2 separate regions of the Homo sapiens genome follow, and region 1 is linked to region 2. A link is an interaction called in ENCODE POLR2A ChIA-PET data of the cell type or tissue named here. Cell type or tissue: Caco-2. All regions are shown on one strand. Region 1 has its middle 25 kb from the start of ZPBP2. Region 2 holds the start of ERBB2 (erb-b2 receptor tyrosine kinase 2).

Region 1 (2,500 bases), 190 kb after region 2:
GATACATCTATCCATCTTAAAAGTACTTGCTGTTTCCCCAAAATGTAAAGATATGTAGTCCCAACAGTCATTGTTTCTATTGCTATTTTAAATACTTCTCAAATTCAGTCACAGTTCCACTGAATATTCTTACCTAAAGACTAAACTGTAAAATTATCTACCAACAATCTGTATATTAAAAACTGGAAAGGAGAGAGAAGAAGGATAGCATATTAAAATAAAGGTATTGGCTGGGCACAGTGGCTCACACCTGTAATCCCAGCACTTCAGGAGGCTAAGGCGGGTGGATCACCTGAGGTCAGGAGTTAGAGACCAGCCTGGCCAACATGGTGAAATCCCGTCTCTACTAATAATACAAAAATTAGCCAGGTGTGGTGGCACACACCTGTAATCCCAGCTACTCAGGAGGCTGAGGCAGAAGAATCGCTTGAGCCCAGGAGGCAGAGGTTGCAGTGTGCTGAGATTGTGCCACTGTGCTCCAGCCTGGGCGACAGAGCAAGACTTTGTCTCAAAATAAATAAATAAATAAATAAAGGTGTGAATACAAGAAGCAAAGAGAAAATATGCAAAGCTACTTTGTTTCTGTGATTGGTCATTAAGGTTGTAGTTTATACCTATGGCTTCCTTCTGCGGGAAGCCAATTCCGTGTTATTCTTGCCCTCAGTCAGAACTTCAGTTGCTGTGGGTTCTTTATGTGGTGGAATGACTGAAATTTTATTGCCAAAGTGTCTGAATCTTTATTGTTCTTACCCCTTCTCCTCCCCACACCTGTTTTTTGGTTGCTACGTAGTTTTCCATCAACCTTTACTATTGAAGATGGAAGAACTAGAGGTACCTCAGAGAATCTGGGTTCCAGACATAGTCCTCCTTTCTACCCTTGTGTAGCAACTCAGTTTCCCATTGGTCATCAGGATCATTCTCTCCAGCCAGATTAACTCTCCTTTCTCACCTCATCCCCTTTTTTCCCTGCTTAGTTCAACAACATATGGAGCCCAAAATGTCCAGGTGACAGTCTCATCTTCCAAACCAGGGAAGAACCATTGTGGTGTCTCCTTGTGGAAGCATCCCCCTCTTGGGAACAAAGATCTCCAAACCATCAAAGCTCAAAGTTACCAGGATAGAGAGCGAACATTCTTCTAGTGGGTTATTGGGTGGAATAGTGAGAGGAGCCACTCCTACACCCACTCTTTGATTCCTGGACTATCCTGGCTATGAGGGAGACAGCACTAGATAGTGGCCTCTGATTCAAAACCTAAACTGCATCCTGTAAAGCAGAACCCATTTCTTTCAGGGTGTTGTCTCCCAGTTGACACTGTAACAGATTTTAGTGAGCCATTTCACCTTTCCGTTAAGCTAATTGCTTCTAGGTGATGGGGAGTGGAGTAAGACCAGCGAATTCTACGGCCATGAGCCCACTGCTTCACTTCCTTTGCAGTGAAGTGAGTTCCCTGATCAGACACAATGCAGTGTGGAATGCCATGATGGTCGATAAGGCATTCTGTGAGTTCACAGGTGGCAGCGCTGGCTGAAGCATTATGAGCAGGGAAGGCAAACCCACATCCAGAATATGTGTCTATTCCAGTGAGGATGAATCTCTGTTGTTTGGATAGTTTTATTCTGTCGGCATAAAAAAAACTGGGCACACAGGTTAATGACTAGGTTACCCTGAAATAGGCTAATGCATTATTCTTTTCCATAATAGCACATCTCATTTTGAAACAGTAGAACTTCATAAAAGTGAGAAAGAGAGTATGAACATTTTAGTGGTAGGATTCTAAAGTGATTATGTCCCCCTAAGAAGGAAATGTTTCCCTCTTGAAGGTAGAACTACCACCCCAACCATCCTAAAGAGACAGATGCCTGGCCGGACACAGTGGCTCACGCCTGTAATCCCAGCACTTTGGGAGGCTGAGGCAGGTGGATCATCTGAGGTCAGGAGTTTAAGACCAGCCTGGCTAACATGGTGAAACCCTGTTTCTACTAAAAATACAAAAAAAAATTAGCTGGGCCTGGTGGCAGGCACCTGTAATCCCAGCTACTCAGGAGGCTTAGGCAAGAGAATCACTTGAACCCGGGAGGTGGAGATTGCAGTGAGCTGAGATCACTCATTGCACTCAGCTTGGGCAACAAGAGCGAAACTCCGTCTCAAAAAAAAAAAAAAAAAAAAAGAGAGACATGCCTATGGAGTTCAAAAAGAAACGCTGCATGTACTCCCACGTTATAATGAACACGTGTACATATAGAACTACACGCCAGGAACTGCACAGAGTGTTTCCGATGTATTCAGTAGTTCTCATATTCATCATAGGAGGCAGATACTCTTATTATTCACATTTGATACACATCAAAACGGAGGCATAATAGGGAAGTAATTTGCCCAAAAAGTCACATAGCTGGTATGTGGCAGACTTGACATTGAATATTCCAGTATCTACGCTCTCTTCATTACCAACTATTCTGTCTTTCATAGTAAGTTTTATCTTAAACACCAGTAATTATT
Region 2 (2,500 bases):
GGTCTCGATCTCCTGACCTCGTGATCTGCCTGCCTCGGCCTCCCAAAGTGCTGGAATTACAGGTGTGAGCCACCGCGACTGGCCAGATTCAAGATTTGAACCCAGGTCCTCTTGGTCCCAGAGGCCCCTGTTTCTCAACTCCCTAGGATGGCATAGCAACCTGTCCCACAAGAGGTGCCTGCTTTAAGTGTGCTCAGCACATGGAAGCAAGTTTAGAAATGCAAGTGTATACCTGTAAAGAGGTGTGGGAGATGGGGGGGAGGGAAGAGAGAAAGAGATGCTGGTGTCCTTCATTCTCCAGTCCCTGATAGGTGCCTTTGATCCCTTCTTGACCAGTATAGCTGCATTCTTGGCTGGGGCATTCCAACTAGAACTGCCAAATTTAGCACATAAAAATAAGGAGGCCCAGTTAAATTTGAATTTCAGATAAACAATGAATAATTTGTTAGTATAAATATGTCCCATGCAATATCTTGTTGAAATTAAAAAAAAAAAAAAAAGTCTTCCTTCCATCCCCACCCCTACCACTAGGCCTAAGGAATAGGGTCAGGGGCTCCAAATAGAATGTGGTTGAGAAGTGGAATTAAGCAGGCTAATAGAAGGCAAGGGGCAAAGAAGAAACCTTGAATGCATTGGGTGCTGGGTGCCTCCTTAAATAAGCAAGAAGGGTGCATTTTGAAGAATTGAGATAGAAGTCTTTTTGGGCTGGGTGCAGTTGCTCGTGGTTGTAATTCCAGCACTTTGGGAGGCTGAGGCGGGAGGATCACCTGAGGTTGGGAGTTCAAGACCAGCCTCACCAACGTGGAGAAACCCTGTCTTTACTAAAAATACAAAAAATTAGCTGGTCATGGTGGCACATGCCTGTAATCCCAGCTGCTCGGGAGGCTGAGGCAGGAGAATCACTTGAACCAGGGAGGCAGAGGTTGTGGTGAGCAGAGATCGCGCCATTGCTCTCCAGCCTGGGCAACAAGAGCAAAAGTTCGTTTAAAAAAAAAAAAAAGTCCTTTCGATGTGACTGTCTCCTCCCAAATTTGTAGACCCTCTTAAGATCATGCTTTTCAGATACTTCAAAGATTCCAGAAGATATGCCCCGGGGGTCCTGGAAGCCACAAGGTAAACACAACACATCCCCCTCCTTGACTATCAATTTTACTAGAGGATGTGGTGGGAAAACCATTATTTGATATTAAAACAAATAGGCTTGGGATGGAGTAGGATGCAAGCTCCCCAGGAAAGTTTAAGATAAAACCTGAGACTTAAAAGGGTGTTAAGAGTGGCAGCCTAGGGAATTTATCCCGGACTCCGGGGGAGGGGGCAGAGTCACCAGCCTCTGCATTTAGGGATTCTCCGAGGAAAAGTGTGAGAACGGCTGCAGGCAACCCAGGCGTCCCGGCGCTAGGAGGGACGCACCCAGGCCTGCGCGAAGAGAGGGAGAAAGTGAAGCTGGGAGTTGCCACTCCCAGACTTGTTGGAATGCAGTTGGAGGGGGCGAGCTGGGAGCGCGCTTGCTCCCAATCACAGGAGAAGGAGGAGGTGGAGGAGGAGGGCTGCTTGAGGAAGTATAAGAATGAAGTTGTGAAGCTGAGATTCCCCTCCATTGGGACCGGAGAAACCAGGGGAGCCCCCCGGGCAGCCGCGCGCCCCTTCCCACGGGGCCCTTTACTGCGCCGCGCGCCCGGCCCCCACCCCTCGCAGCACCCCGCGCCCCGCGCCCTCCCAGCCGGGTCCAGCCGGAGCCATGGGGCCGGAGCCGCAGTGAGCACCATGGAGCTGGCGGCCTTGTGCCGCTGGGGGCTCCTCCTCGCCCTCTTGCCCCCCGGAGCCGCGAGCACCCAAGGTGGGTCTGGTGTGGGGAGGGGACGGAGCAGCGGCGGGACCCTGCCCTGTGGATGCCCCGCCGAGGTCCCGCGGCCGGCGGGGCCAGAGGGGCCCGGACGAGCTCTCCTATCCCGAAGTTGTGGACAGTCGAGACGCTCAGGGCAGCCGGGCCCTGGGGCCCTCGGGCGGGAGGGGGCAGTTACACGGCAGCGGCTCGAGATGGCCCATCCAAGAGACTGGCGCTTTCCAGGCTCCGAGGGGCTCCGGGAACTTGTCAAAGAAGTTCTCTGAAATTGTTCAGAAAGTTTTCCCGCAAAGGGTGTATTGCGTAGAGCGCGCGCGCGCGTTTCCCCCCTTCTTGAGCCCCCTCAAGCTTTCTCAAAGCCTTTCCAGTTGGCAGCCTCCGCCTCCGGACTGGCCTGGGCTGGATTCCTTGGGGGGGTCCTCTGCCCTGCCCCTCCTCCAGCCCCTCCCCGCTCCCCTTCAGACGATTTTGGTTTGGTTGCTCCTGCTTCTGGCGGGGTCGGGTGTGTGTGTGTGTGGTGGAGTGGAGGGTGGCATAGCAACCTGTCCCAACCAGAGCCGGGGAGGAAAGGGTGGCCCGGAGGGTGGCCTCTTGCTGGGGTCTGGGTTGGGGGCGGGGGAGACGTTTGCTTTGAACAGATTCTTGGGGCCAGCTTAG

The links. ChIA-PET counts read pairs that join two places held together with the same protein. Peaks named below come from ENCODE experiments on the same cell type or tissue, not always from the same donor. Only the 100,000 strongest peaks of a DNase experiment are listed, where the experiment ranks them.
Region 1: POLR2A ChIA-PET joins it to region 2 with 5 read pairs; 3 of 35 experiments call an interaction of 5 or more read pairs at or near these places.

The regions. Positions count from the first base shown.
Region 1 is chr17:39,891,673-39,894,172 of GRCh38, forward strand. No RefSeq gene overlaps it. Among named protein-coding and RNA genes, the nearest start is that of ZPBP2, 25 kb to the left of the region's middle. In Caco-2, no CTCF peak of the experiment used is centred here; no DNase peak of the experiment used is centred here.
Region 2 is chr17:39,698,475-39,700,974 of GRCh38, forward strand. It overlaps ERBB2 (erb-b2 receptor tyrosine kinase 2), which reads left to right and starts at 1,590. Exons shown (of 27, transcript NM_004448.4): 1 at 1,590-1,837. The coding sequence starts at 1,765. In Caco-2, no CTCF peak of the experiment used is centred here; DNase peaks (open chromatin) are centred at 1,487 and 2,347; H3K4me3 peaks cover 1,593 bases.